Linked DNA regions of Homo sapiens: region 1 is linked to region 2. Evidence: chromatin loops called from intact Hi-C (ENCODE). Cell type or tissue: transverse colon. All regions are shown on one strand. Each heading gives the region's core, and the rest is flanking DNA. Links, peaks and the distances in the headings are about the cores only. Region 1 holds the start of LOC107985880 (a long non-coding RNA gene). Region 2 overlaps SOCS5 (suppressor of cytokine signaling 5).

Region 1 (16,370 bases), core at 4,050-12,049, 140 kb after region 2:
CCTGCTCATTGACTGTGTCGAGTAGCTAGTCCGTGGACCAGACTTTGAGTAGCCCTATCATAGAGGTTGTCATAGAGCTCCACCCTTGCTGGCACCAGCTCTGCATTTCAGCCTGCAGGAAGAGGAAGTTTAGGGCAAGCAAGTTCCTTTTAAAGAAGCAACACAGACCAGAGCGAGACTCTGTCTAAATAAATAAATAAGCAACACGGATGTTGTACATATCACTTTCATTCTATTCCATTGGTAAAAATGTAGTCACACTTAGCTGAAGGAAGGCTAGAAAATGTAGTCTCTTGTTGGGTGGACTTGAGCTATTACTAAAAAGACAAAGGAGAGATGGCTCATGGCAGACTATAGCTTCTGCCACTCACCCCTGCTAGCTGCCTCTAGGGCCTGGCTTTGTACTTAGGGGTGCTGGGGTCTTGGCTAGGTGAGAACTATAGAACACATCTACCACCCTACAGCAAACCATCCCAAAATTTAGTGGATTGAAGCAACAATTTTACTGGCTTGCAGTTTTGTAGGTCTGCAATTTGGCTGGGCTCAGTTGGTGGGTCTCCTGCTGGTCTTGCCTGGGGTCATTCATGCAGCTGTAATTATCTGGTGGTTTGACTAGGGCTGCCTGGTCAAAGATGTCCTCACATGTCTGGCAGTTGACTAGCTTAAGGCCTCAGTTCTCCATGTGGTCTCTCCAACAGGCTAGCTCAGGCTCATTCACATCATGGTCTCTACATTCTAACCACAGCCAAGGAGAGGGTGAACCCCATGCACAAGTACTTTCAAACCTCTATTTGCATCACCTTTGCTAACGTTCCCTCGGCCAAAATAAGTCACCTTGCCAAGTTCGTATTCAAGGGCAGGACAAATAACTTCACTGTTAGATGGGAAGAGCAGCAAAGTCACATTGCGAAGGGGCACATTATGCAGGAGGAATTATTGAGGCTATCTTCATAAAGTGTCTTCCACGGTAACCTCAGGCTGAGGCACCTTTATATAGGATGAGGCATGTCTGTCTGCCCTTGTTCTGGTCAGAATCTAGTGGCCCCAACAAAAAGACTTTGCAAGTGTCTCAGGGAACTTTTGAAGGTACACGTGGCCCTCCCATGTACCTGAAGGGCTGCCAGCAACCAAATCCATCCCTGGGAGCAGCCTGTCTCTCTGGTGGTCTTCAAGATCTCCCTTGCGGCGTCTCTTTCCTCGCTGTGTGTCTCCTCACTCTCCTCTCTGCTCATTGGTTTCTTCTATTTACATCCAGCACCTGCTCCCTCGCAATTTCTGCTTCCACTGGACACACACGGAAAGCACCTTTCACCTTCTGGCCCTGGTGCAAACTGGCTCAGGCTCTTCATGTTTCCCAGCTCCTGTTTCAGAAAGGATGACCCTGATCAACCCAGCTCCTACGCTCAGTCTACACCACATCACAGGAGGCTGGCCAGGCTATGGATGAGCCACCCTGAGCTTAGAGGCTCACAGCCCGTCCAGTCACCTGGGGAGGTGTGTGTGTGGAAGGGAACTGCAGTAGGTTGAATAATGACCCTCCCAGAAGATATGTCAACATACAAATCCTCAAAACCTGTGAATGTGGCCTTTTTGGGGAAAAAGGTCTTTGCAGATATAATTAAGAATCTTGAAACGGCATCATCCTGGATTATTAGGGTGGACCCTAATTCTAATAGCAAGTGTCCTTATGAGAGTCATGCAGAGGAGAAGACAGACACAGAAGAAGCCCATGTCATCAGAGGCAGAGGTTGGAATGATGCAGCAGCAAGCCGAAGAATGCCTGGAGCCACGGGAGGCTGGAAGAGGCAAGGAAGGATTCTTCCCCACAGCCTTCAGAGGAGCACTGCCCAGCCAACGCTGCCATTTCAGACTTCTGGCTTCCAGAACTGTGACAGGAAACATTTATGTTTGTTTTGTTTTGCTTTAACATTTTTTGTGGTGAAAAATACGTACATAATATTAGCCATTTGTAAGTGCAAAATTCAGTAACATTAATTACATTAACAAGGCTATGTACCCATCACCACTATCTTTTTCTTTATTCTTTTTATTTTTATTACATTATTATTATTATTTTGAGACAGAGTCTTGCTCTGTCACTCAGGCTGGAGTGCAGTGGCACAGTCTCAGCTCACTGCAACCTCTGCCTCCCGGGTTCAAGATTGTCATGTCTCAGCTTCCCGAGTGGCTGGGATTACAGGCACGTGCCACCATGCCTGGCTAATTTTTGTATTTTTAGTAGAGACAGGGTTTTGCTATGTTGGCCAAGATGGTCTCGAACTCCTGGCTTCAAGTGATTTACCCGCCTCAGCCTCCTCCCAAATTGCTGGGATTACAGATGTGAACCACCGCGCCTGGCCACCATTATTTTTTTTTTATCATCCCCAACATAAATTCTAGCCATTAAACAATACTCTCCCTTCTGTCTTCTCCCTGTCTCCTGGTAAACTTTATTCTGTTCTGTGTCTCTATGAATTTGACTACTCTAGCTACCTCATGTAAGTGGAATCATACAATATTTGTTCTTCTGTGTCTGGTTTATTTCACTAAGCATAATGTTTTCAAGATCAATCCATGTTGTGGCATATATCAAAATTCCATTCTTTTTAATTGGTCAATAGAATTCCACTGTATATATATACCACATTTGGGTTATCCATTCATCTGGTGATGAGCACTTGTATTGTTTCTACCTTTTGGCTACTGTGAATAATGCTGCTATAAACATTGGTTTACAGATATCTGTTTGAGTCCCAACTCTCAGTTCTTTTGCTTATATACCTAGGAGTGGAATTGCTGGACCTTATGGTAATTGTATGTTTAACATTTTGAAGAACCGCCAAACTGTTTTCCAAGCAGCAGCACCATTTTGCATTCCCACCAGCAATGTGCAAGGGATCCAGTTTCTGCACATTCTTGCTGACACCTGTTATTTCTCAGTTTTTTGCTTTGCATTGTTTTTGTTTTTATGGCCATCCTAGGAGGTAGAAGGTGGTATCTCATTGTGCCTCTGATTTTCATTTCCCTGATGACTGATGATATTGAGCCTATTTTCATGTGCTTATTGGCCATTTATATATCTTCCTTGGAGAAATGTCTATTCAAGTTCCTTTGCCCATTTTTGAATTAGGTTGTTTGTTTTCTTGGTTGTTAACTTCTGTTGCTTTAAGCCAACAAGTTTGTGGTAATCTGTGACACCAGCCCTAGAAAACAAATGCGTTGCCCAAAATCCAGCCTCCTGGGCAGCAGGACCCCACGGTCAGGCAATTTCTTCCAGAAGGCTGATTAGTCATACAGGTGGCATCAGCACCGACTTTATTCACCTGCCAGTGGATGAATTCTTCAGCTCTTCCCTTCCAAGGCCTGAGACCTGCAAGCCAAGAGGGCTTGAACACCAGTCTCCTCTTCAGTGTGCGCATGCACAACTCTTTCGAGAGGTTTGGAAGTAAAAAGAAGGAGTGGGATGGAGCAGCAGTTGAAGAGAGGGTTATAAGATCCCCTCTGTCTTATAAGGAGGTGTTGCTTTGTTTGATTGTTTGTCTTGAAAGGATGCGAAGACCTGAGTACTTGTAGAGGCTGAGAGAAGAAGCCAGGGGAGAGGGAGAGGGGACATGAAACATCACATCTGGATGCCAAGCACGTCTTCTTTCTGTCTCACTAATCGGAGTCATAGGAGCTTAGCCCTGAAAGGGACCTTAGAGTTTAGCTCCTTCATTTTGCAGATAGAGAGAGAGCAGGCACAGAAGAGGACCTGCCCGGGGTACTTCCGCAGCCAGCTGCTTGCTCCTGACATCCCCTATGTCTAGGACTTCATAGTGTGCCCTCTGGAAAGACAACTATTTTTTAACTGCCTTTTTCCATGTCTCCACAAGTTGTAAAATAGCTCTTCTATTTCTTCTCTGTTCCTATGCCCTTACCCGTCTTCCCAGGACACAATGGCATATGAACCCTTTGTTCCTGCCAAATGCAGCCGAGGAAGTGGGAAGGGCCTTTGGGTTGAGCGGACCAGGAGACTATACCCTGCCGATGGGGATGCTGCCAGGCTCGGCAGGCCTCCACTTCCCCTCTGCCTGTTCCTCTGTCTCCCGGGGTAGGGAAATCCTGGGATCTTTACTCCCCAGCATTCCTTTCCATCATGGTTCTAAGTTAGATTTTGGCAGTAAGATGCACTTGCACAAGCATCAGAAGCTGAAGGCGAGAGAAAGCCCTTCTCTGAATTGGCCTGGGCAGATGCGTGGTAGACGGTGGCTTTCAAACAAGCTCCTGCACGCTGTCTGCTTTCTGCTCTGGTGCTGCAGGCAATTGAAATGATCTCCATGCCTTCTCTGCAATCCTGGCACTTCCTGATTCTGTGGGGTCTGACAGTGACTTCCCTGATCTTCCCTAATGCAGCCCTTCCGTCCATTATGAATGCCTCTAAATCCCTTGTATTAAAACCCCGTGTATTTGGAATATCTAGAGCAGCTTCCAGTATTATAACCAAACCCTGACCGACACGCTGGCATAGATAAAGAAGCTACGTAAAATGATGTGTGGGGAAACATCCTGTTCAATCTTCCCGGCAGTGCTGAGGTTAGGCTGTCATTTTCCCAGTTTCATAGATTAGAAGCCTGAGGCTAAAGAGGTCAAGGTTGCCTGACTCCCAAGTCATTCTCTTTCTACTAGATCATTCTACTCTGCTTCTCTTGATAGATAGGGAGAAGCAGGCATAAGAGGGAAAGAGAAAAGCAGCAGGGGAGGACATGACAGAGATGGACAAAGGAAGAGGCAAGGAGAGACTCATTTGAAGTAGAAAGGGAGAGAGAGAAACCCCAAGGGTTCTGGAAAGTTGGAGAAACTTCTCATCACCTCTACTCAGACGGTGCTTTACAAGGTTACCCTTGCTCTTGGGCAATAGCAATTAGCCAAGTAACCACCGTTCACAGCCCTTTGCCTGTTCTTTATTCTCAGGCTTTTGAGACTGCAGTGTGAACAGAAGACACAACAACCCACGGAGTGAAGAATTCTCTGGGCTGCCCCAGCAATGCAGAGCAGTGTTCCCCTGGAGGGTGGATGAACTCAGGCAGAGGGGCAGCCCCAGCCCTGGGCTCAGGGGGAATGGGAATCAGGTTTGCCCTTGCACCCCAGGGTAGCTGGTGAAGGCTGTCTTGGATAATCTTCGGCCTCTCCCTTCCAGACTCTTCTTTAAGCATCCCCATCCCACCTTGGTATCCTAGTCCCTCTGCTACTCCCGTGCTTGCCTTCCTGGGACAGTGATAGTTGCAGTTCCTGCTGACTTGGAGTGCCCCTCCGCTCTGTGTCCTGTGAGAAAGCGGGTAGGTTGATGAGGGAGGGCAGGGGTGGGAAGCTGGAACCCTCCTACGTGACACCCTGTTCACGGTCCCTCTATGTGGACAGGAAAGGCCAGGCCAGAGTTGGGGGGATTAAAGGCAGTACATGAGATCTGGTCCATATCCCACAATAGCCTGGACAGGGGCCTCAGATTTCCTATAAGCCAATCCCTTTATTTTATTAACAAGGAAATCACGGCTCACAGAGGTGAGGGCAGGAGTCCAAGGCCATACCGTCTGCACACTGGCTCAGGTCCTGGCGCCCAGCCCAGCGCCCTTCCCTCACCTTCTCACTGCCTGGCAGCCCTGCACCTCCCCCAGCCCTGGCGCCCAGTGAGCCAGCACCTCGCATATGATTACAATTACCGTGAGTTTGGCCTGAGCCCAGCCGTACTGCGAGCACAACCAGGCCTGGTCACTGGCCAAGTTTCCATCTCAGTAGAAAAATGAAAAAGTTCAAGGGATGAATGTTAATCCCAAACACACGAGTAGGAAGGAGTGGGGTGAGGGGGAGAGGCCCAGCCAGGATCTCTTAGGGCAACATCAGTCCAGCAAGAGCTCCAGAGACCCACCCCAGGGGCAGAAGGCCTCTGGCTGGCCAAATTTAGGCTGCTTTGTGGTTGTAAATGCTGCCGCCTCCAGGGCCCGAGATGGAATTCAGCTGGTGAGACTTGGCTGGTGGTCCCAGCCCTCCTCGGTTGGCTCCTGCCTTGTGTATTGTTCATGACCTTCTTGTTTCTGTCATTTACTTGAGCATCTCCATCTCCTGCCATGGGTAAGGAAACAGGCACAGAGACCAAGGGACTCGCCTGAGGTCAGATAGCCACTGAGGAGTGGAATGGGCTGAAACATAGGCCTCTGGGCAGCCAGGCTGTCAGACAGCCCCTCTCCGTCAGAGCTCTCCAGAGCAGCCTGGGCCTTCCTAGGATGTTCCTGCTCCCTTCTGCCTGCCACTCTGCTCAGCGTCCGAGGAGCTACCTGGCTCTATCTGCCCCACACCTTGCTGCATGGCCTTGGTGAGGCTCTGAATTCCACCCTGGCTGCTGACTTGTGCCCTTCTAATGCTGACATCTCACATCTTTGAGGCTTCCAGGCTGATGTTTTTCCAGATCTTTCTCTCTAAGACTAAGATTCCTTTTTTTTCTCCCAGACTTGAAACATTTCTGAGTAATACAACTCTCCCAGATTGCTCAACTCCCAGGAACTCCTATCTGCAAACTGTGCTTGGTTCTAGTTTCAAGAAGGGCAGCAGCATATTGGAATTTTTGATCAATGATATATGGGCAGTTACCCTAATATGTATTTCCCCCAGGTTAGATAGATATGAGGACAGCCACTGCTCCTCTGCCTTGGGGACAAAGGAGTTATCATTTTGCTGGAACTCTAAGAACACCGTGTAATATTCTTATGGAGAAAAGCAGCCATCAATTAAATATCAGCTGTCAAATGGGGAAGAGCTGTGGCCCCATAGGGAACAACGGACTTTTTGATTGCTGGTATCCCCAGGGGAATCCACTTCCTCAGAAAATGAGTTCTGTCTGAGATAAATGTGCTTATTTACACCAGCTTCTAGACTGGCTGAGGTCGGCCCAGGGCCTGCAGCCAGGTATCTGAGCAATGGAGAGAGCTCCAGAGTGCAGCTTCTTGCCGACTTGGGGATTTATAGGCTTCCTGACAGGCAGAGCAGCCTCAGTTTCGAGGCTAGAAGCGGGGAGCCAGGGGGTTGGCCAAGGTTTTCTCAGAGGCTTTGCAAGAAGCTGAGCCCTTGTTGGAAATGCCTTTGAAGCCCAGGGGTGTCATCTTCCATCTCCTCTGGAGTCAGAGCCACAGCAGCAGGGCATTTTCGGGGGGAGTTGGGGAGAGTGGGAGAAGGGCATGTAGGCAGCGGGTAGGGGAGCAGAACGTGGAAAGAAAGCATTATTTCCAAACGGTCATCTCTCTCTTTTTTCTGCTTTCCAGTGGCCCAAATGATCACTCTGTGTTTAAGACAATCTGGTCTTTTAAAAAAAAATGAAGAAAGGAAAAGATGTTTTTCCAGGTCTAATTATAAGAGTCATAAGGCTGGAAAGATTTGGAGAAAACATCTGTCTCTCGGCTCTGCCTCCACTAGGTACACACCTAAGCCAAGGGGGAGGTGTTTTTCTATGACTAACCGGCTGGCGGACTCCTTGGGTCTCAGGGCACTCCCACCCTCAATCCATCCACAGTCCCATCGCTGGAGTTAAAGTCCACTTCTTCCTTTTAATCCTCATGGGAACTGGAAAGTGGCCAAGAGCCTGGAAGAGCCAGTGATTTGGGTCCTCCTGGAATGTTAGGGAAAGCAGGTTGGGGGTCTCTGTCTGTCACCCCAGGGCACCTAGTCTTTAAAACCTGTGCTGCCCCAAGAAAGGGCAAGTCTCAGAGCCAGGGCTGCCCAAAGGTCTTCTGTCCCCAGCAGGAGTGGACTGAATAGCGTGCCCCTGGGAGGTTTGTCTTCCTAAGCAGATCCAATCGGTCTTCTTGTTCTGATGAAGTAAAACAGAGTGGATATCCCTTGAGTTAGTGCTGGTGGGAGGAAGTTTGGGGATGGAGAAAGAGTCTCATTCTCTCCCCCACCTGTCAAAACTACAAATCTCCAATTCTCTAAGGTGAGGTGGGGGTCGGGGAGGGAACAGGCAGGTGTCTGGCAGGAGTGGCTGGCCTCCAAGGGTCCCTCCAGCTCTGACTAGCTTTGTGCTCTAAGCCAGGCCCTGGTAGGACCCCTGTTCCCTTGCTGCAAGCCTCTCCTTGCTCCCACGGCTGTTCACGGCCCTGACTGCTGAAGATGACATTTTCTAAACACTGGAGACAGAGATAAGAAGCAGACGGGGAGGGAGAAAGCCCGAGAACTGGAGCTGAGCCCAGAGAGGAAAGTGGGCTCCTTGCTGAGAGCAGGCGGAGGCATGCAGACCCTGCCGCCAATGAACACGCAGGCAGGGACCTCTCGCCATTGCTTTGACACAGTGCTGAGTCAGGGTCCAACGCCACCACTAGAGCCTGACCCCTTGGTCCAGCCGGTTGTTCACTGGTCAAAACACATGCTCCCTGAGCAGCCTCCTTGCAGGCACCACCCCACCCTCTGAGGACTCCTTCATTTATACCCAGAAAGGCAGAATGGGATGGAGCTTCATGAAGTGCTGTTCACTGCTATGCCCTGGTCCCTAGATGAGGTCTGACACGTGGCTTTGTGGCACTAGGTAAATATCTATAGAAAAAATAACTTGCTGTATTAGTCTTCCTGGAATGAGCTGGCATTTGAGCTGGGACCAGTTTCCTGGAGAAGGGATTTCAGGAAAAGCAACCAGGTATCCCTCAAAGCAAACACAGAGAGGCTTGATTAGGTACAGATGGCTTGCATGGGGGAATTTGGGTGAGCTGTGCTCTTAAACCTGTCTGGGTGTTTTCGGGGAAGCCATATAACAGTAACAACAACAATAAAACCAGCGCTACCTTTATGCAGAGAGGGAGGGGCTCTTCTGACAGGGCCTCCTGAGAGTGGTCTCAAGGTCACTTCCGGGCTTCCTTGGATCCCTGAAAAAGAACCAGACCAGCCTGGCCTGCTTCTCTGCATCCCAGGGTCCCCAGAAAAGTGAGGGCTGTTTGGGGGTCCTGGGTCAGATCCTCATCCAACTCCTACCCCCTTGAACTCCCACCTCCAAAGGCAATCTAATAGCTCCTGCTGGGATCTCAAGCTCCAAGGGAGACCTTCATACCACGCACATTCTGGGACAATCTTTGGTTCTCCTCTCAGCCTGGACAAGCAGTGAAATACAGCATCCAGCCACTGCCTGGCTCAGTCAGCCATGCTATCTTGGGACAGAAACCTTGACAGGAATCCCAGCTCTAGCCAAGGAAAACATGAGTCAGGCCTGGCTAAGCCAGGTGGCTTCCCTCTCTCCACCTTCCATCCCCACACCCCCAACTCCACAGCCAATGAGCTGTTTGGGTAACCCCAAGACCCCACTCCCACACAGCCTACGGCCAGCAAAGGCATGCAGGCAGGATTCTAGAACCTTGGCCCGGCTTTGGGTTGCTGCCTTTGAAAGTGTAGCAGGTGTGGGGCTCTAGCTCCGGCCCTCCTCAAAGGAGACAGGAGCATTCCCTGTGTCTTTCCGGCCTTCCACCTACCCTGGCCTTCTCTGCACAGGGTTCCCTTTTGGGGCACTGTGATTGTTCTCAAAGGCAGAGCCCACCCTGGCCAGGAGTGGCACAAGATTCTTATCCCACTTGTAGTAGAAGACTTTTCCTGATTCCTCTTCCCAGCCTATCCAGGGGCTTCCGTTCTCCTGCCGGTCTCACCTCAGGCTGAAATGTTGATATTTCCTCGTGTCTGGGGACACTGCTGCTGGACTTTGTGGAAAAACCTTTCCTGCCTTTGTGTGGCTTCTGTTTTGTTTGTTTGTTTATGTATTTATGTATTTATTTATTTTGAAACATAGTCTCACTCTGTCACCCAGGCTGGAGTGCAGTGGCGTGATCTCAGCTCACTGTAGCCTCCGCCTTTGGGTTGAAGCCGTTCTCCTGCCTCAGCCTCCCGAGTAGCTTGGGTTACAGGTACCCGCCACCACGCCCAGCTAATTTTTGTATTTATAGTAGAAATGGGGTTTCACCATGTTGGCCAGGCTGGTCTTGAACTCCTGACCTCAAGTGATCCACCCACCTCGGCCTGGGTGCTGGGATTACAGGCGTGAGCCACCGTGCCTGGCCAGGGCTTCTGTTTTAAAAGCTTCTCCACTCTCTCTTCTCCAGAGGAAGAGGTGCAGGGTCTCACACACAGGGACCTCAGAGTCCCTTGTTTTGTACACTGTAGAACAGCGTTGTCTAATAGAAATATACAGCAAGCCATAAATAAGTCACCCATGCAACCTAGTGTTTTCTAATCACCATATTTTGTAAGAAGTAAAAAAAAAAAAGTGAGATTCATTTTAATACTATATTTTATTTAATCCAATATATTTGTATTAACCCAAATGAATATTATCAAATCAATCATTTAATTCACATAAAAAATTACTAATGAGAAATTTCACATTGTTTTTCCATACTAAGTATATTGCTTCCTAGGGCTGCTGTAATTATCACAAACTGGGTGGCTTTAAACAACAGACATGTATTGTCCCGCAGTTCTGGAGGCCAAAAGTCAGAAATCACGGTGTCAACAGAGCCATGCTCCCTCTGAAGACTCCAGGGAACGTGAAAGCAAAGTAAAAACTTGGGAGCCCAGGCCGGGCATGGTGTCTCACGCCTGTAATCCCAACACTCTGGGAGGCCAAGGCAGGGGGATTGCTTGAGTTCAGGAGTTCACGACCAGCCTGGGGAACATAGCAAAACCCCGTCTCTACGAAAAATACAAAAATTAGCCAGGTGTGGTAGTATGCACCTGTGGTCCCAGTTACTCAGGAGGCTGAGGTGGGAGGATCACTCGAGCCCAGAAGGTTGACACTGCAGTGAGTTGAGATTGCACCACTGCACTCTAGCCAGGGTGACAGAGTGAGACCCTGAAAAAAAAAAAAAAAAAAGCAAGAAAGCAAGTAAGCAAGCAAGCAAGAAAGAATGAACAAACTTGGGACCCCAATTCACTCTGCCAAAGAAAAGAAAAACTTGGGACCCCAATTCACCCTGCTAAAAGAAAAACATATTAAGCTGAAAGCTGAGTCATAGAAGAAGCTGCCTTCTTTTTTTTTTTCCTGAGCAGATAGCTACAGATAAAAAGTAAAATATCTCCACAGTAGCTACTCTGTGTTCACCTTATCTAATGGTGAGCTTGAGAGGAATACATAATTGACCATTCCCCTACCTACTCCTTTTCTCTTGCAACACATGGATTCAGTTATGTGACCTCTTTTCCCTTGAGCCTGCTTTTCTCCTTTAAATATTGAGGCCCTCAGAATCATCCTTGGAGAAAGGCACCGACCTGTCTCCTAGGCATGTGTCCTTAACCTTGGCAAAATAAACCTCTGCATTGATTGATACCTGACTCAGGCACTTTTTGGTTTACGGGAAGCACCCCTCCGTGCCTCCTCCCAGCTTGGGTTGGTGCTGGCAATCCCTGGCTTTCCTTGGCTTGTAGCTGCATCATTCCCACCTCTGCCTTCATCACCACATGGCCTTCCTCCTCCCGCGTGTGTGTCTGTGTCTTTACATGGACTTAGAGAACGGTCATTGGATTTATAACCAGCCAAACCCAGTAAAATCTTATCTAATTACATCTGCAAAGACCCTATTTCCAAATAAAGTCACATGCTGAAGTTCCAGGTGGACAAGAGTTTTAGAGGGGCACTATTCGCCCAGTACAATGTTGGGGGCAGTGACCACTCACCCACCTGATATTTGGCTCCCAAGATCCTGTTCCTGTCGGCTGTTTTCTTTGTTGTCTTTGTTCTTTATTTTCATTCTGGCAGGCCTTGGGGTAGGATCAAAGGTAAAAAGAAGCAGGTGAGATTAATTTTAATAATATTGTTTATTTGACCCAATATATCCACAATATTATTTCAATGTGCAATCAGTACAGAGAATTATTAATGAGATATTCTTCATTTTTTTTCACATCAAGTCTTCAGAATTTTATATGTATTTCACATGTACACCACATGCCAGTTTAGACTGACCACATTTCAAGTGCTCGACAACCACATGGGGCCAGTGGCCACCATATTGGACAGCACAGCTCAGGAAGTTAAAAGAAAGGGGTGAGGCTTCTGACAAAGCCAAGGACCCCTCTGGGGAGGCCGGTGGATCCCAAGGAATGGTATTCACCTGATGGCCTCACCCCCTCTAGGTTCTCTCCTGATTATATTTCATCCGTGAGAGGTGGTCTCACGGTGATGAAGGGAGGAATTCATGCAACATTAGCTCACACTGTATCAAACCAGAAGGATGATACGGTTTGGCTGTGTCCCCACCCAAATCTCATCTTTAATTGTAACTTCCACAATTCCCGTGTGTTGCGGGAGGAACCTGGTAGGAGGTGATTGAATTATGGGGGCCGTTCTTTCCTGCCCTGTTCTCATGATAGTGAATGAATCTCACAAGATCTGATGGTTTTTAAAATGGGAGTTTCCCTGCACAAGCTCTCTTTGCCTGCTGCAATCCACATAAGATGTGACTTGCTCCTCCTTGCCTTCCACCATGATTGTGAGGCTTCCCCAGCTACGTGGAACTGTAAGTCCATTAAACCTCTTTCCTTTGTGAATTTCCTTTGTGAATACCCATTCTTGGGTATTTCTTTATCAGCAGTGTGAAAACGGACTAATACAGTGGCTTTGTTCATTCACAGGAAAAGTGGTGAGCAGCTGGCTGCTCTCTCGTCCCTACATGCAGTCCCTCCCTTTCCTGTAGGCACAATGCTTAAGGAGCCAGGCCTGGGCTTCTGGGCTCAGAACCAGAGCCTTTCCTTACTGAGTGCAAATGATTGAAAATCTCAGGCTACAAAAGTGGGAGGCATGCACCTCCCCAACAGAGACATGCCATTGCCAGTGGGGACACTGGAATCCCTTTCCCCAGGCAGTGTGGGATGGGTGTGGCCGTGTGCCTAGGACTGGCTCTTTTCTACTTCTCTGCTGCAGACCTGACCCCTTCTGACTGGCATCTTTTCCTTTAGATACGCAGGTCTCACTGGCCTGGGCCCCATTCTGTCTCTTTTTAGCATGGCTTGGCCTTTGTCTGCTTTGATTTCTATGTGTCAATTTTATGGTCAAACTCCCAAAAAGCAACCTCATTCCTCTAGGGAATGGGCTCCCTCAGTTTGCTCCCTTGAAATACCTGCGATTCTTTATTCTCCTGAACCCTGCTCTACAACCTCTGTATTTTTCTGAGAAAAATCAGAAATAACCAGAACCCAGACCTGGAAGCTAGACCCCAGACATAGGTCATCCACCTCTCGGGCTCTGGGGCCTGCTCAGGATGTGCATGCTGGGGAGTGGAGCACCCTCTCCATGGGCTGGCCTGTCCTCAGGCCCCACAACAGACAGTGGTCCTGAGCCGGGACAGCAGGATGACAAAGGCTCACATTTGCACTCTGGAGCAAAAACATCACCGGATGGAAATTGAAGTAGAGAGAAAAAGAATGAGTATAGGGGATGAGGAATCTCTGATGTTAACTCAGGGGTACCATCAGTCCCCTAAAGCTGCAAATAATGTGAATCAATCCCTCTCTCTCTCTCTGTCTCTCACTCACACACACACACACACACACACACACACACACACACACACACACACACACTTATCTTGAGAGCCTTCCAATTTTTTTCTGCAATGCACGGACCTCACAAAAAAATGACTCAGCCTTACATAAGAGACGGGAATTTGAGGGGGACCAGGAGTGTGATGACTCATTGCCTTGAAATTTCCAGTGGGATACACATGTTTTCTTAGATGATTTTTTAAACATTTATCTTTAATGATTGTCCAAAATAAATGGTTGGGGAGGCAGAATGGAGTGAGAATCCCACGTCAGGGCAGGAAAGAATAGTCATGATGAAGAGGAGGGGGCAGGAGGCTGAGGACAGGGCCCTTTCAGGTCAGGTCTCAGAATGTTCTGGTGAGAATCCAGAACTCTCCTCCCAGGACCTCAGGGCATTTCAGGAACTGTAATAATACAATCACTTCGTATAGCAAGAATCAGCCCCTGAGGTCTCCAGGAAGTACCTTGATTTGAAAGAGCTGTGACCAACCTCAGTGGCATGTCCAACTACCACGCTGCAGAAGTCTGTGAGGCCGTGGTCCTCAGCCCTTTGCACAGATTAAAACCCCAATCCCAGCCGCACCCCAGACCAATCAATCAGGATCTCTGGAGATGGGGCCCAGGCATCTATATATATGTATATATATATATTTTTTTAATTCCTCAGATGATTCCAATGTACAGCCAATGATGAGCAGCTGCTGGGCTGAAGGGACTGGGGCCATTTTATACCAGGTGAGTAATTCAAGGTGTTGATGTCACCCTGCTCCTTAGAGGACTATTAGCCAATCCCTTGAGTTTCAGATACAACCAGTTATCCCTCTCCAGGGAGCTTGAAATTTTTTTCTCCCTTTTCTGTTATTGGCAAAAAGCAAATCCCTGCATGGAAGCCTGGTGTCTACATAGAGCTGACAAGGGGGCAGCTTGGGGAAGGTGGGCTAGGCTTTGGGAGCGAGTGGGCCCCTCCAAGGAGAAGGCCCTTGGATTCATCTACAGGAAGCCCAGAGTTCTCTGACACCAACCCAACTCTCCCACACCATGCCCTGCCTAGAGGCCCAAGGACTCCAGCAGGATCGTACCAGTGATCCACTGTCAGGGCAGTCCAGCCTATGCCATCCATGGCTCCGCTGGCAACAGGATAAAGTCAAGGGCTTCATGCTGGCACTTAAGGTTATACCCAATCTTCCTTCAACTTTCCTCTCTCCCCAATGCACATGGACCCTGCCCCACCAGGCTGCCCCCCTCCCTGCCCCAAATGCCCAGCAGGTTCCTACTTTCAGACTTTAGTCACACCCAACATTCTCTGGTTTACCAATGTACAAAGGTCTTCATGCATCTCCTGTGGAATGCAAATCCCCCTGGCAAGAAAACCCTCGTGTCAGCCCATACCTCGGGGGGATCTACTGGAGACTGGGTGGAGGTGCAGAGAACAGGTCCTGGGCCCCAAGGGGAGGTGAGAGAAGGAGGCTGAAAGCATCCTGGACACAATTCATCCCCGCGGCCTCAGCCTCACCCCCAGACTCCTGGAGCCTGGGCCTGACTTCTGTGTGTGGCCGCTTGATGCCTGGCACTACCTGTCCCATTACCTGCTGACCTCCACAGGCACGTTCTGCCCTCCTCACCTTTGTGTGAGAACTTAGCCTCCCCTCCAAGAGCTGCCGAAAGGGGGCTGGTAACTGGGCCATATCTGTCCACACTGTCACATACTGACTTTATGTCTGAAGGAAGGGGGTTTCATCTCCCTGAGCCTCCACTTCTTCCACTATAAAACAGAAAAACAGAATTGTAAAAGCACTAGCCGCAGAGATTTGCAGGATGAGGGTGGCCTCATTAATCCAACACTCTAGTTAACTCTCATATCTATGTCAACAATTTTCAAAGGATTATTATAAAGCAAGGACCATCTTTGATAATCGTGATCAAAGATTTCTAGGATCTTAGGGCAATGTTTCTTAAAGTCTATTCCATGGCTCTTGAGCTTTGTGAGATGTTAATTGGTGTTTTATATACATTAAAACTAATAAGTTTGGGAAATATTGGATTTTAAAAGTGAATATATTTAACTTTGGGAGGCCAAAACAGGCAGATCACTTGAGGCCAGGAGTTCGAGACCAGCTTAGCCAACATGGCAAAACCCCGTCTCCTTTAAAAACACAAAAATTGGCCGGGTACAGTGGCTCACACCTATAATCCCAGCACTTTGGGAGGCTGAAGCAGGTGAATCACATGAGGTCAGGAGTTCAAGACCAGCCTGGGAAACGTAGTGAAACCCTGCCTCTTCTAAAAATACAAAAATTAGCTGGGTGTAGTAGTGCATGCCTGTAATCCCAGCTACTCAGGAGGCTGAGACAGAAGAATCGCTTGAATCCAAGAGGCAGATGTTGCAGTGAGCCAAGATTGCACCACTGTACTCCAGCCTGAGCAACAGAACGAGACTCTGTCTCAAAAACAAAAATTAGCTGAGTGTGGTGGCGCATGCCTGTAATCCCAGCTACTCAGGAGACTGAGGTGGGAGAATTGGTTGAACCGGAGGTAGAGGTTGCAGTAAGCTGAGATCGCACCATTGTACTCCAGCCTGGGTGACAGAGTGAGACTCTGTCTCAAAAAAAAAAAAAAAAAAAAAGAATATGTTTATACATGATTCTGAGACTTCACTAAATGCATTAATGGTGGGTAAAGTGTTTTCCAAACTTCCTTGACCACTCAACACCTTTTTAGGGGAGGATACCACGTGACTGGTGTTTGTGCCAGACTTTGGGGAATTCCGCCTTTGTCAGGCTCAACACAACAAGGGTTTTCATTGCTCACTGTCTTGTTACATGAGTTGTAGGATGTTA
Region 2 (16,370 bases), core at 415-8,414:
AAAAGATGTATGTGTATGAGTCACGTTTCTTCTAGAGCTGGAAGGGTAGACCATGGAGATGATATTTTGCAGATTAGGAAACCAAGGCCCAGAGCAGTTGAAGGGATTAAATTGCTATTTAATGGTGGGGCCAGGATTGGTGGGCAGGTCTGTGGACTCCAGTCCAGAGATTGCTTTATCACTTTCACACTGTTTATTTCTAAAGCATTCTCGTGCCAACTGTTAATGGTTTTTGGATTATTTGTGATTTGTTCCCTTCTAAGGATGAAGAAGTTTGAGTTGACTACTTTTATCCATGAAATTTTGTAAAACTGGGTGAGCTTTTATTTAAAAGTTTAAAACAATATGCTGCATTGTTAGCGTTAGTGCTGATAGTTCCCTGTCATTGGAAAGAGACAAACTGTCATTTAGGTGAAAATATTAAATGAATGCCCTAGAGTAGTTTAGCATTCTATAATTTTTATGCTAAAATTAATTGCTTAAAAGATTTTCAAAATTCAGAAGGCTTCTATATTTTGAAAGTAAATTATGTGAACATTATTATTTTCAGTTAGTGTGGCGGTTTTGTTAAAATGGGTTTAGTACCTTTAAAAAGAGAGTAGAATTACATGATCATTATGAATACATCATTCCTATCATAGTTATAATAGAGAAAGACAGGATTTGTATCCCAGCCCCTTCACATGATCTTAGGCAAGTGATTTAACCACTGTGTACCTGAGTTTACTCGTTTGTAAAGGGAGGGTGTTAAAAGTACCTACCTCACAGCATAGTGGTGAGGTTTAACTGTGCCTACCTACTACATAGAAAGGGTACAGCAAATATTAGACATTATTCTCTGTGGTTCGTTAGATGTAAGCAGGCAGTTGTGTGCCCATTTATTTCCTTGCTGTACACGCACTTTCAAGTTACAAAAATTCCTAGAAAAATGCACGATCAAATCATACTCTTTGGTAAGGGGGTACTTGGTACAAATGATGCTCTGATTTTTGGTATTGCTCTCCTTCCTCTGCTTACCTTGGACCTTTAATTAGGTCTGCATATCAAATTAGAGTGAATGTGTTACTGTTTCTGAATGTCATTGGGAGATCCTTGTTGCAGTTTCATTATTCTAGAACAAAAATATTAATAATTGATTTGCAGATATTCCAGTGAAAATACAGTACTAGAGTACTAGAGACCTGCTGGGTACACTTAGGTGAGGAAGTCAGGAATTTATAAGGTCTATTATTGATCTCAGCTCTTCTCTGCCAGTGGAACCATGGGAAAATCATTGAACCCTGTTTTCTATTAAACGAATATTTTGATGACTTCATTCATTAAGCTGTGAGATTTTAGTGATAAAATGTGTGTGACTCCAATTTTATAACATATGGTTCTTTTTAATTTGCTGTAACCCAGGTCCAACTAGTGTCATGACCATGTGTTTTAGCAAATGTTTTTGACGGTGACAGTTTGAGTTATAAGTTATCTCAGAATCCTTCTTAATGGTGTATCACTTAAAGAATGGTGAATTTCTCTTGGTGTTCTGTGCTTCTGCCTTCTCAGGTTTTTCTGTTGCTTTTGTAACAGCCCTTCTTCCATTTGTGGTCCTTTCAACTTTGATTCTCATGCATCTTTGTGGTCTTTCCTTAAGCATCTTTGCCTTCTGTCACAATATGTAACTTCTTATCTGTCATGCAAGAGCTCTATTTTAATGAGTATGTTTTAACATTCATTTTCATTATTTTTTCAATGTATCTCACATAATGTCTTTTAATTGCCCTTATTTGTAGAGTTTCATTGAAGTGAGTATTTTACAGGTGAGGGATTAAAATTAGAAACAAGCTATAGCTCGAAAGCAATGTTACTGTACTAGTAATAGTCTTGCTATTGTTTTAGATCTCAGGCAGGCATGCTGTTGGTGGTACTTCAGATGATAAATACCTGGGCCAGCTATTGAGTCCAAAGTGATGCTAGCAGGGCTAAGAAAGCCACATGTAGCCATCACAAGTTTTCACAGTTTTTTTTTTTTCACTGATGCAGAATTTTAGTGTTTGAAGAGTGACCAATTTCTAATATTCTTTTGGTTAACTCTCATAATAAGGATTATGAAGTTACCACAATTTATTGGACATTTATTGCATTCATGACATACTTTTAGGAATTTCATAGGTACTCTCTTCAAGTCTATTACATAATCTAATCATGTGAATAAATTAGTTAAATATGGTTTTAGAAGGCATGTCATGTTAAAATATAACCAACCATTGCTCATTTTTTCATTAGGTTGGAGTTTTCTTTATACATTTAAAGATAATTATGCCATTGTGAATGGACTGTTATTCATATTTAAAATTCATGGTTATGTGAACTGAGTAGGTGTAGACTGTACAAATTACTTTCTTAGTTTCAGTGCAGTTGTTAGAGAATGAAAGAGGGAAAATATGAATTATTTGCATTGTCCATCTTAACAAATTCTTCATCTGAGTCAGCCAGCTATCCTACTTTCAAGGGGAGTGGGGAGGGCTTTTGAATCTGGTTAGAGCAGAAGTAATCTTGAAAGGGTAATTAGGCTGGATTGTTGACTCATGTTAATATTGGATAAATTTGCATCTTAGTGACCTGAAAATTAGTTGCCTGCCTTTACATGTAGGTGAAAAATTGTAGGGAATGATTTCAGAGAGACCATACTGTATTATGAAATATAATATAGCAAGAATATATTTTCACAGATTCATATGCTGCTTAACACCAAAATTAAATTTACCTTACTCTGATGAGCTTTCATACAGTAATCTTTTTATCAAAGCTAGTAAGAGGAAGCAGTGATGAAGATAATTTTTTTAAAATTGTATTTGAAATGGGCTTATGTGCTCTGGGATTGTCTTTAAATTGACTTCCTTATTTTATTTGAAGATGACCATAAACAGGAACAATGTCCAGTCTTCCTATTCTGAGCAGTATCCTTGAGTTAGAAGTATTTCAAGCAATTTTAAAGGGTGGAAGCTTATTTAAATAATAGATATAGGGAAAATGGAACAATGAGAACTCCAATGATGGAATGGAAATGATACGGGAACTGCAGGTTAGACCTGCGTATATGGTAGGTAGTTGGAGGAAGGGGAGTTAGGATGAGAATCGGAGGCTGGGTAGAGAAAAGTGTTGAGGTAAACTGAATTTTGTAGGAATTTAGCCCTAGTGTAAATCCTGAATACCACAGGTTGGCACGTCTTTGTATCAGGATGTAATACTATTATGTACTGTATACAGTTTGCTTTTCGGTGGTGGTTCCTGGCTCAACACAGGTCTTGTAAGCCTCATCATTTCTTAAGTGACTAGAGCAGAAAGAATATCTTTTGTTGAAGTAGTTGGCCTCTTATCCTTGGTTCCTGAAGCAGCTCTGAAACAGCTTCTGAGCAATAAAGGTGAAAGATAGTCTTTTGTTATTTACAACAAGCCCTTTCAAACACACCTGGGCATATGTTAATGAGGCTATTTTTGGAAAGTCCCTAGGTAAGCACTGTTTGGAGGTGTTGATACTCCAGGGAAATCAGCATTGGGCTCTGAGGGTTGGCACTTTCAACTCCACCTCCCAACCACTGGGGAGAAGAGAAGGGCCAGACATTTAGGGGCTTCCAGGAAGGTGAACAAGAACACATCCATGTGCTGGGAAGATGGCACACTCCAACACCATGGGGACAGAAGTTCCTGCACTCCAGACCTTGCTGTAATTGTCACTATTTCTGACTGTTTATTTGTATCCTTAAAATATGTTTTGTAATAACCAGCAAAAGTGTTTTAAAACACTTTTACTTACTTTACAGTGTTTCCCTGAGTTCTGTGAGCTGCTCTAGCAAATTAATCAAACTCAAGGAGAGGGCTGTAGGAGCCCCAGTTTATAGCCGGTTGGTCAGAAGCACAGGTAAAATAATTGAGCTTGGGATTGGCATCAGAAGTGGGGCTCAGTCTTTTGGGTCTGGGTCCTCAACCTGTGCAATCTCACGCTGTCTCTAGGTGTAGCTGGTGTCAGAATTGGTTTGAATTAGAGGGCAGCCAGTTGGTAGCTGCTTTAGAATTGATTGCTTGCTTTTCGGTAGAGAGAAATCCCTACACATATGTTTTGAGGTCACAAAAGTCTTCTGTGTTGATTGTTGAAGGACAGTGTGAAGAAACTGAGTTTGTTTTTTCCTAGATTACCAGACAGGAAAGCGCCTGAAATATGCTTAACGCTAAAGGATAAACCCACTGAATGTTAAATATAATCTGTTAAGGAGAAGCTCAAGCACTTTCTTATGGGTTAAAATATGCATGTGGCCAAAGGGGTGCTCATTTATCTAATTATTTAGTTTTTGACATTGGCTATTTACATGAGAACAGCAGTCCAACCCCATTATCCTTCAGGTGATCAGTACTGGGATGAGTTTTATTTAACATTTTTATAAATGATTTAAAAGACGGACTGGCAGTGACAGTTGCCAGATTTGCAGCTGACTCCATGTGCTGTTCCAGGTAGTTAAAAGCCAAGCCAGCAAGGAGAAGCTACAGGAATATCCTCTGATGAGTTTTCATGTGGCACAGAACAAGATAATGCATTTAGGGGAAGATATTCCAAATTATATTTATAGGACCTGAATTGTGACCCAGGAAGGGGATCCAGAAGTTATGTAGATGACTTCCTTGAAGGCATTTATTGTGGTTGTTGCCGGGCCAGAAAGTCCAAGAATATGTTAAACATTGTTGGGCATGGTTCTGAAAACAAAAATGATGTTATATAAAAATTATAAAGGGGTTATCATATTTTGACTGTTTATTATGTTCCAGGCTAAGTGATTTATTATGACTGCTCTTTCATTTAATTCTCTTAGTTCAGAAAGGTAGGTGGCATTATCCCATTTTATAGAAGAGCAAGTTTGACACGGGAAGGTTAAGTGACTTTCCCAAGTCAGCCCATGTGTGGTAGAGTTGGGACTAATGTGCTAGTCTTTTGATTGTTAATCCTAGACATTTCCCAGGATATTAGGAGGCAGCACTTAAAACTTGTAATAATTTAATTTAGGGTTTGTGAAGTGCTCTTTTACTCTTTGCTATGGTCGGCTTTGGTTGTCATTTTACCACAAGGATGGTATCTAAATACTTTGAGAGGATTTAGAGACATTCCTTAAATTCTTGATTTTTAAGGAAAGCTAGGAATGTCTTGGTGTACAGTTTTAGTCACCTCTGGTGACCCCTGACATTTCTCCCCTTGACTTTATAAAATGCTGAATGGTTACATTAATAAAAGGAACATTAATTAACAAGGAAAATATCGTTTAATAGAAAAGTCACCAGAATAGGAGTCCAGAGACCTGGATTGTTCTAGTGCTATAAAGTAGTAATGTGAAAAACATTAGGATGGCATGGAAATAAGCATAACATTCTTCTTGCCCTGGAGGTAGAGGAAAGCTTGAACTGTCTTGAGAGATCAGCCGGTGAAGAGGGGTTGTGGATTGCAGGCAGAGGGAATAGTAGTATATTAGATGAGTCACTGAACTTCTTTGAACTTCAGTTTCCTCAAAATTGAGATAAAATATAAGAAAGTACCAACGGCAGCATTTGATTTTGGAATCTCAGAGTGAGATTATAAGGATCACGTGAGTAAGTATATGTAAAAATGCTTTAAAAATTTTTAAATGCTGTACAAATGAGGATGGAGGAATACTGATGTTCCTTTGAAGAGTGGACAAAGAGGATGCAGTGAAAATTTAGGTGGCAGGACTAGCACAGAAGGTAGAGGAGGAGAAGTGGGGAAGGGAGGTGTTAAAGATGAGAGGAAAAGGACAAATGTGGAGAAAGTTGAATTATGGTTCTCTTTGTGCCTGTCAGTCAAAAGGTGGGTATTACATCTATAACGGAAGAATTTTAACATCAATTTACTGTAAAGTGGAAGCTCAGGAGATAGTTGAAACGTTTTAATCATTTTCATTTAGTCTGTATTGACCATGTTAATAAGGCTATGAAAATAAGCTAATTGAGAGTTGGTGTGTTGTCTGATTGTTTCTTCACTCATTACTTCTGTATAGGTTTAGCTAATGATTGTAAATAGTATAAGAGCGCTCATAAAATGAAATAAGCTGGACTGAGTTACTATTTATTGTAGATGATTAGAAATGAAAGGACATAGAGTGTTTAAGGAGGAAGATGCTATTTGATTTTTCTAAACTAGTGCAAAAGAAAATTAGGAAATCAGACTAGGACCGAGGCAGGAGGGGAACAAATTGTGAAGGGTTTTGTATGTAGCCATATAGGAGTTTGGATTTTTATTTAGTTTTATAGATGGGAAGTAACACAAACACTTTTGTGTTTTAGAAAATTGATCATAGCAGTCATAAAGAGAATAGTCTGGAGGAGAAAAGATTGGAGACATTTACCAAATAATTACTGAGCAAATACAAATGCTCCTCGACTTACAATGGGGTTAGTCCTGATAAACCCATCCTAAGTTGAAAATATCATTAGGTCAGAAATGCATTTAATATGCCTAACCTACCAAACAACATAGCTTAGCCTAGCCTACCTTAAATGTGCTCAGAGCACTTGCATTAGCCTATAGTTGGGCAAAATCATCTAACACGAAGTCTGTTTTATAATAAAGTGTTGAATATCTTATATAATTTAATGAATACTGTACTGAAAATGAAAAATAGAATGGTTGTGAGTTTAACCAAATTGTAAGTCAGAGACTGTTTGTAATACACATGGCAAGGTGAGTGAATGAAGCAATTCTCTTTGGCTTGTGGTAGATAGATGACAGTCAAGGATGACATTTAAGGCTCTGCTCTAGTTCAAGAAAGAGACTAATTATATGATGGTCTGAATTAAGGAATTTGTAGTGGGGTTGGAAACAAGAGCACTGCTGATTTCAGAGATACTTAAAAGTTTGAGTCCTCCAGATTTTGTTAATGTTAGAAGGTGTTAGAAGTTGAGTATGAGTCTAAGGTTCCTGGCTTGGCAATAGAATAATATATGCAAGTTTGGGAGAGAGAGAATACTGAGTTTAATTTCAGATAAGTAATAATGCTTTTTAGGTAAGTAATGATACCACAATATCAGTTGGAAATACGGGTCTGGATCAGGAGCGTGGTCAGGATTATAGATATGATTTTGAAGGCATATATTTTGTAGCTGAAAATTATGAAAATAGATGAGTAATGCCCATAATATCTAAATGATAATGCGTTCAGAACAAAAAGTAACTGCCATTGCTGGTACTTAGTTCAAGAGTTTCATAATATTTACCTATTACCCATTGCCACCCCAAACTCTGTTACAAAAAATGTAGAAAAATATTTGCTGCCAGAAAGCCAGAAATATTTGAGTGTCCTTGAAACACTGTACCAGTTGGGATCTTTCTTCCTGCCTTCGGAATCCTGGCTAGCCATCCAGTACAACACAGGATTCTTAGGCAAATGCACTTCCTTATCCCTCAACTAGAGTTTCTTTTTGGAATCCATGTTTGCTTCTTTGGGCTGGTGAAGTGGTCTCTGAACAGATACTGAATCCTGAAGCCTTTTTTTTTTTTTTTTTTTTTTTTTGAGATAGGGTCTCGCTCTGTTGCCAGGCTGGTATGCAGTGGTGCCATCTCGGCTCACTGCAACCTCCACCTCCCAGGTTCAACAGATTCTCCTGCCTCAGCCTCCCAAGTAGCGGGGACTACAGGCATGCACCACCACGCCTGGCTAATTTTTGTATTTTTAGTAGAGATGAGGTTTCACCGTGTTGGCCAGACGGTCTCAATTTCTTGACCTCGCGATCCGCCCGCCTTGGCCTCCCAAAGTGCTGCGATTACAGGCTTTCACCTTCTTTACTATCTATTCCAGAGCATCCCTAAGCAACTAGCACTTTGCCTCTTTGCCTCTTTACCTTTCCAGCCCCTTAGAGCAACTCAAAGAGGGAAAAATAAAAACAGCTTGAGAGAAGAGGCTGTAATCTTTTCAGTTCTCCCCCAAAGGTTCTGCTTTCTAAGCAAAGGATGGAGTTAATTTGTCATAAAGATGAGGTGTCCAATTTCAGTAAAATAAATGTGTCTGTTAGGAGGAAGATCTTCAAGTGCTGAAGGGAATTTGGAAAGAATCTGACTTAGGTGGTGTTTAGCACTTAGTGGAAAAGATGAGTTTTGGGTTTGGTTTTAGAGGAGGTAGAAAGACAAGGCTGTGCAGAGAAAAGTAGGAATAACACTATTAGGAGTTGGGAAAAACAGTACCAAGAAAGTAATAGAACATTAAGGGTGGAGCAGCAGGGGGAAGTGAAGGACCTGGTGAACAAGATTTCCTATCTAAAATGCCTATTTTGAGTTGGGATTAATGAGAAATTTGGGTAGTTAGATGATTCAAGACTAAAATTTGGAATTGCAACTCCCTAAAGCACTGAGTAGAAAATTGAACATGAACAGAGGATACTATAACATAATTTAAATAGCAATTTAGGACTTCAGTGACAACTGTTATAGTTTATGATGTTTGTAGCACTGATTACTTAATTTACATACTATTTTAAAATCCCTTGTATCTTTTTGTTTTCTCCTTACATACTTCTATAACAGCAATTCTTAAACTTTCCTAGACATGAGAATTACCTGGGGCTCTTTTTTAAAATACAGATTTCCAGTCTCCACCCCCCATGCTTGAATTCTGGTTCAGTAAAAGTTAAGGCAAGGGTTCAAGTGATTCTGATATATGTAGTCCTCAGACCAAAGTTTAGGAGATACTGTTCTAGAGGGTGGGCAAAGAGTAAGGAGATAGAATTTCAGTTTTTGGTGGTTGTTTTCCTTTATTTTATTTATTTATTTATTTTTTATGTAGCATCTCGCTCTGTTGCCCACGCTGGAGTGCAGTGGCGCAATCTCGGCTCACTGCAACCTGCACCTCCCAGGTTCAAGCAATTCTCCTGCCTCAGCCTCCTGAGTAACTGGGATTACAGGTGTGTGCCACCACTCCCAGCTAATTTTTGTATTTTTAGTAGAGATGGGGTTTCACCACGTTGGTTAGGCTGGTCTCAAACTGCTGACCTCGTGATCCACCCACCTCAGCCTCCCAAAGTGTTGGGATTACAGGTGTGAGCCGCAGTGCCTGGCCTCCTTTAATTTTTTTAAAAAGTGGAAGTGTAATTTACATATAGTGAAATACACAGATATTAAGTGTATGTACAGTTGCATACACCAAATATCTTTAATAACCTTAAGAAATTTAAATGTCCACTTGTGAAAAAAAACTCTAAGCAAACTAAATATAGAAGAGAACTTCTTCAGTCTGATAAAGGGCATCTATTAAAAACCTATAGCTAACATCATATTCAGTGGTGAAAGACTGAGTTCTTTCTACACTAAAAAAGAAAATTTAAAGATCTAAATAGGGATATACCAGGTTCAAGATGTACCTAAGTTCAAGATTAGTTTTGACAATTAATACATCTTTGTAATTTATGATTTCTGTCATCCAGAAAGAGCCCCTGTGCTCTCTTCCCATTGAGTCCTTGCTGTTTCTCCTTTTCCGTGGCTGCAGTCACTGTTCTGATTTATTTCACTGAAGATTAACTTTGTTCTAGAATTTTTTATAAATGGAGTCATGCAGTATGTACTCTTTTGAGTCTGGCTTCTTTTTATCAGCATGTTTTTGAGGTTCATCCATGTTACATATAAGAATTGTTCCTTTTAGTTGTAGAGTAGTATTCCATTATATGAATATTATTATTGTGGGAAAGATTGTTTCCAGTTTTCAACTGTTAATGAATAAAGCTACCATGAACATTCTTGTATAAGTCTTTTTGTGACATGTTTTCTTTTCTCTTGGGTCAATACATGAAGTGGAATTGCTGGGTTTTAAAATAGGTCTATGTTTAGCATTATGAGAAACTTGCAGAACAATTTAATTTCTGAGATAGTTTTACCATTTTACATTCCCACTAGCAATCTATGAGAGTTCTGTTTCTTATTATCATCAATATTTGGTTTAGTCATCTTACTGGGATATCTCACTGTGGTTTGAATTTGCATTTTCCTTGTGAGTATCGATGTCATGCATTTTGTCATGTGCTTATAGGCTATTTTGCATATCATCCTTAGTGATATGTCTGTTCAAGGCATTAACCAGTTACCAATTTTATGTCATTTTACTGTTAAGTTTTAGGATTTGTATATTAATTGGATGCAACTTCTTTGACACATAAATGTGTTAGAGATTTTTCTTCCAGTCTGTGGCTTGACTGTTCATTGTTTTGGTGGCATCTTTCGATGAACAAAAGTTTTGAATTTAGTGGTCTATTTTATCAATATTTCCTCTTATGCTAGTGTTTTTCTGGGTCCTGTCTAAGAATCTTTGCCACCCCCACAGTTGTGAAGATATTATCCTGTTTTCTTCCAGATGCTTTATGGTGATAATTTTTGTGTATTGAGGTGATAATTTTGTGTATTGTGTATTGGTTAAGATTAGATTTTTGCCCCCATATAGATAGCTAATTGTTCCAACACAGTATACTTCCCTTTCCGCATTAATTGCTTTGGCACCTTGTTAAAGCGCAGTTAATGGAGTAAGTGTGGATCTGTCTCTAAACTCTATTCTGTTCATCTGTTTGTCTTTCTGCCACTATGACACTGTCTTGATTTACCATAGCATTAAGTCTTGAAATAAGGTAATAGAACTTCTCCAGTTTAGTTCTTATTTTTCAAGATTGTTTAGACTTTTTTTAGGTATTGTACATTTGCACATAAATTTTGTAATCAGCTTATCAATATCTACAAAAAAGCCTTTTGGAATTTTTATTAGGGTTGCATTTGAATCTATGAATTGGAGAAAATTAACATCTTAACATGAACATAATATAGCTCTATTTAGATCTTCTTTTTTAGTGTAGAGAGAACTCTTTCACCATTGTATATGTTAGCTATACATTTTTCATAGATGCCCTTTATCAGATTGAAGAAGTTCTCTTTGCTTAGAGCTTTTTTTTTTCCCACAAGTGGATGTTTAGCTTTTTTTTTTTTTTTTTTTTTTTTTGAGACACAGTCTCGCTCTGTTGCCCAGGCTGGAGTGCAGTGGCGCTATCTTGGCTCACTGCAACCCCCGCCTCCTGGGTTCAAGCGATTCTTCTGCCTCAGCCTCCCAAGTAGCTGGGACTATAGGCGCGTGCCACCACGCCCAGATAATTTTTGTATTTTTAGTAAAGACAGGGTTTCACCATATTGGCCAGGCTGGTCTCGAATTCCTGACCTCGTGATCCGCCTGCCTCGGCCTCCCAAAGTGCTGGGATTACAGGCGTGAGCCACTGTGCCCGGCCTGTTCAGCTTTCTTAAAAAATGAGTCTGCACTATTGAGACGCTTATGTGGTATTTCTTCTTTATTCTATTAAGATGGTGAATTACATTGATTGGTATTTGATTATTAAACCAACCTTGCATTCTTGAGATAAACTTGGTTGAGATGTATTGTCGTTTTTTTGTTTTTGTTTTTGCTTTTTGTTTTGTTTCCTCTAGATTCAATGAGGGATTATTCTTGGTCTATAGTTTTTTGTTTGTTTTGGTATCAGAGTTATGCTGACTTTTTTTATGAATTAGGAGGTGTTTCCTCTTATTTTGTGGAAGAGTTTGGATAAAATTGATGTTCTTCGTTAAATGTTTGATGGAATTTATCAATGAAGCCATCTGGACCTGTAGTTTTCTTTGTGGAAAGTTCTTAATTAAGGAATTTAATTTATAAAAGAATGAATATAGGCCCAGCATGGTGGCTCATGCCTGTAATCCCAGCATTTTGGGAGACTGAGGTGGAAGGATCACTTGAGCCCAGAAGTTTGAGACCAGCTTGGGCAACATAGGCAGACCCCATCTCTACCAAAAATTTAAAAACTAGCCAGGCCTGGTGGCGCACACCTGTAGTTTCAGCTACTCAGGAGGTTGAGGCAGGAAGATCCTTTGAGCCTGGGAGGTTGAGGCTCCAGTGAGCTGTGATCATGCCACTGCACTCCAGGGTGGGTGACAGAGTGAGTCTCTGGGTCTAAAACAAATGTAAGACTACTCAGATTTTCTTTTTCTTTTTTATGTCTGTTTTGGTAATTTGCATTTTGGAGAATCTGTTGAATTTATCAGCATGAAAATAAATTATAAATTTTATGAAACAATATTTCCTTTTTATGTCAGTAGGATCTATTCCTTCTTTTATTCTTGAGATTGGATGTCTTTTTCCTTTTTTCCCCTTGATTAATCTAACTTGAGAAAGGAATATCAATTTCATAAATCCTTTCAAAGAACCAACTTTTGACATTGCTTTTTCTCTGTGGTTTATCTGTTTTCTGTTTCATGATTTGAGCTCTTTAATTCCTTCCCTTCTCCTTACTTTGGGTTTAATTTGCTCTTTTTTCCCTAGTTTTAAGTGAAAGCTTAGATCATTGATTTTCGAAACTCCTTTTAAAAAACAATTATTAACATTTAAAGCTATAAGTTTCCCTGTAAGCATTCTTTAGCTGCATCCCACAGATATTGATATGATTTAATTATTATTCCATTCAAAATATTTTTAAATTCCTCTTGGAATTTATTTGACCCATGGGTTGTTTGAAAGAATGTTTCCAAATAATTTTCAAATATTTGGTATTTTTCAGGTATCCTTTTGTTACTGTGTTTTCATTTAATGCCGTGGTGATCAGAGAACATACATACTCTTAATAACTTCAACCAATATAAACTTTTTGATTGTTTTATGGCCCAACATATGGTATGTCTTGGTGAACGTTCAATGTATACTTGAAAAGAATGGTTATTTTCCTGTTACTAGGTGGGGTGTTCTATAGATGCCAATTAGGTTAGTCTGATCTTCTTATATCTTACATCTTTACTGATTTTCTGTCTGTGGTTCTGTCAACTATTGTGAGAGGAGGGTTGAAGTTTCCAACTGCAGTTTTGGATTTGTCTGTTTCTTCTTTCAGTTCCAATAAGTTTTGTTTCCTATTTCAAGCATAGTTTACAGCATTGTTGAGTGCATGCACATTGGAGATTAAGTGTTGTTGATGAATTGACCCCTCTGTCATCATGAAATGGTCCCCTTTATCCCAGGTAGTTTCCGTTGTTCTGAAGTCTCTGTCTGATACAAACTTTTCTTTTGATTAGTATTTACATGATATATCTTTTTCATCCTTTTACTTTTAACCTATTTATATCATTATACTTGAAGTGGATTTCTTGTAGAGAATGTGTAGTTGGGTCTCACTTTTTTTATCTAGTCTGATAATCTCTCCTTTAATTGATGTGTTTAGATCAGGGTTGGCAAACTATGGCTGGCAGGTTAAATCTGGCCTGCCACCTGTTTATGTAAATAAAATTTTATTGGAACACAGCCATGCCCCCATGCCAACCAGTGGTTTAGACCATTTGCACTTAATGTAATTTTGATATAGTTGAATGAAACTGTGCCATCTTACTATTTGTTTTCTGTTGGCTGGTGTTGTTTCTTTTTTCCTTGATTATCTGCCTGTTTTTGGATGGATTATTTTTTATGATTCTATTTTATCTTTCCTGTTGGTTTGTAACTTAGATCTCTTTCAATTTTTTTTTATTGGCGGCCTTAATTAGTTAATCGTGATTTGCCTTCAACTAATATTTTACCACTTAATGTGTAGTTCAAGAATCATAATAGTTACTTCCATTTCTTCTTTTCCATATTTCGTGCTTTTGTTGTCATGCATTTTGAGTTGAAGTGTTCTTTCTGCTTTGTCAGGCAGTTACCTTTTCAAGCAATTAAAAGTGACAAAAATACTGTAATCCCAGCACTTTGGGAGGCTGAGGTGGGTGGATTGCTTGAACCCAGGAGTTCAAGACCAGCCTGAGCAACATAGTAGGACACAGTATCTATAAAAAAATAACAAAAATTAGCCAGACATGGTGGCTCGTGCCTGTAATTCCAGCTACTCTGGAAGCTTAGGTGGGAGGTATTGCTTGAGCCTGGGCTGTCGAGGCTGCAGTGAGCCTAGATCATGCCACTGTGCTTGAGCCTGGGTGACAGAGAGTAACACCCTGTCAAAAAAAAAAAAAAGAAAAGAAAAAAGAAAAATGTCTTTAATATTTACCTTCATTTAACCATTTTTTAGATCTTTATTTCTTTGTATCCATCCAAGTTTGTGTCTAGTATATTCCCTTTGCTTAAAAAACTTCCTGTTACATTTCCTGTAGTTCAACATTCCTCTCATTTTGTTTTCACTTTTGAAAGTTGTTGGTGTGGATATGGAATTCTAGGTTTTTAGGATCCCCTCCGCCCACCATCTTAAAGATATTCCACTATCTTCTTGTTTGTATAGTTTCTGACAAGAAGTTTGTTGTAATTCTTGTATTTGTTTCTCTGTATATAATATGTTTTTTTCCTTTGGCTGCTTTTAAGATTTCGTTTGTATCACTGATTGACAGCAACTTTATTATGTTGAGCCTTTGTGTGGCTTTTTGGAAGTTTATTGAGTTTCGTGGATCTGTGGGTGTATTGTATTCATCACATTTGTAAAATTTTTAGCCATCTATCTTGAAGTTTTTTTTCTTCTCAGGTGTCTTTCTCCTACAGACTCTAATCCCACATATGTTCAACCACTTAATATTAACTTGCAGTTTACTGAGGCCCTGTCCATTTTTCTTCCAATCTGTTTCTTTTTCCTTTAGTTTGGAAATTTTCTGCTGCCCTGTCTTCAGGGTAACTGATTTTTTTGTTAATAGCTTCTTTGTCTAATTTGCTGTTATGCCTGTCCAGTCAATTTTTCATGTCAGACACCCCCCCTTTTTTTTTTTTTTAGTTCTAGAAGTTCTCTTACACATGTTTGGTTTCCACTTCTCTATGAGGTATTTCCTTTTTTCTTCATTGTGTTGATGTTTTTCTTTAGGTCTTTAAACTCTTTTCTAATAGCTGTTATAAGGTCTTTTACTCAAATGTCCTTTACTTACCCCAGCCATTTCTTGGTCCTTATTGTAGTTTATTATTTATTTTTCATAGGCCTGGTAATTTTTAATGGATTTCATGATGTTGAGTGTCTTCATTTTTTTTTTTTTTTTTTTTTTTTTTTTTGCATATAGTGTTTCTTGATTGTTGAGTTTTGTCCTGGCAGGCAGTTTATTTATGGATCAACTTTTAAACATTTTTATTTAATTAACTAATTAATTAATTAAGACAGGGCTTCACTTTTTCACCCCAGCTAGAGTGCAGTGGTGCAAACATGGCGCACTGCAGCCTTGAATTCCTGGGCTCAAGACATCCTCCTGCTTTAGCTTGCTGTGTAGCTGGAACCATAGGTGCACACCACCACACCCAGCTAATATTTTGACTTTTTTGTGCAGATAGGGCCTCTCTATGTTGCTCAGGCTAGTCTTGAACTTCTATCAAGCAGTCCTTCTGCCCCAGCCTCCCCAAATGCTGGGATTACAGGCATGAGCTACTGTGCTTGGCCAATTTTATGAATCAACTTGAACTTTCAAGTTTTGTTTTCAGGGTTTTTTGTTTGGGGAATTTTTGTTTGTTTCCAGACAGATACGGAATAGCTTTTAGTTTAGGGCCTGTTTGGGCCCACCACTGAGGTGTGCACTTTTTTGTGTCTCCTTTAATTTCCCCATGTATTCATCAAGGTTTATTCATCCCAGCTGGTTATTGATCCTGGCCCTGTGTGAACTCTAAATCGTTGGAGAGTGTCCCAGTATTTGTTATTTTCTTGGACGTTTTTCTTTGTGTAGCCTCATGGAGTTACACACCACATGTATGCAGATTGGTATTTGGCCAGAAACTCGAGAAGACCCCTTTTGCATGTTTTTGGAGCACTTTCTCTGTGTAACTTCTTCCTTTGTGGTTCGATGCCCTGCAAATTCTAGCTGTCTCAGACTTTACAAATTCTGAGCTCTGTCACGTCAGCTTAGTGAGACTACTGACTCTATTTGGCTTCCTCTCCCTGTGTTTTGGTTCTAGGCAGAAAGCTGGAGCAATCACAGGGCTCCCCTTGCTTGTTTTCCTTCTTTAGGGGATCATGTTTTCATATTGCCTCTTATCTCGTGTGAAAACTATTGTTTGGTATTTTGTCTAGTTTTCTACTTGTTTGTAACTGCAGGACAATTCTAGACTTTGCTTCTGGCTCATGACTAGAATTCAGAAGTCTTCTGCCTTCATTTTTTAAGGATATTCATGCCAGATAAACAATTTCGGGTTAACGGTTTTTTTTTCTTTCAACATTTTAAGGTCATCATTTCGTAATCTTCCGGTTTATATTATTTCTGATGAGAAGTCAGTGGTATTTCTTATAATTGCTCACTTAATGCAGTATGTATTTTTTTCTCATCCCACTGCTCTAAAGATTTCTCTTTTTATCTTTGGTTTTATGCAATTTTGTAAATTTTAGGGTTAGGTTAC

Evidence for each region. Hi-C counts contacts between places; a loop is a spot of excess contacts. Peaks named below come from ENCODE experiments on the same cell type or tissue, not always from the same donor. Only the 100,000 strongest peaks of a DNase experiment are listed, where the experiment ranks them.
Region 1: it touches region 2 in a loop (2.4-fold over the local background); 10 of 110 quality-filtered maps call a loop at or near these places.

What each region holds. Positions count from the first base shown.
Region 1 is chr2:46,841,723-46,858,092 of GRCh38, forward strand. It overlaps LINC01119 (long intergenic non-protein coding RNA 1119), which reads left to right. Exons shown (of 3, transcript NR_024452.1): 2 at 14,201-14,268; 3 at 16,364-16,370. LOC107985880 (a long non-coding RNA gene) reads right to left here and starts at 11,804. Exons shown (of 2, transcript XR_001739449.2): 1 at 11,672-11,804; 2 at 7,361-8,879. RefSeq lists an enhancer at 8,088-8,382. In transverse colon, for the core only: no CTCF peak of the experiment used is centred there; DNase peaks (open chromatin) are centred at 5,629, 6,973, 7,509, 8,806 and 2 weaker places; H3K27ac peaks cover 7,831 bases.
Region 2 is chr2:46,701,353-46,717,722 of GRCh38, forward strand. All of the region lies in intron 1 of SOCS5 (suppressor of cytokine signaling 5), which reads left to right. Among named protein-coding and RNA genes, the nearest start is that of SOCS5, 10 kb to the left of the region's middle. In transverse colon, for the core only: no CTCF peak of the experiment used is centred there; no DNase peak of the experiment used is centred there.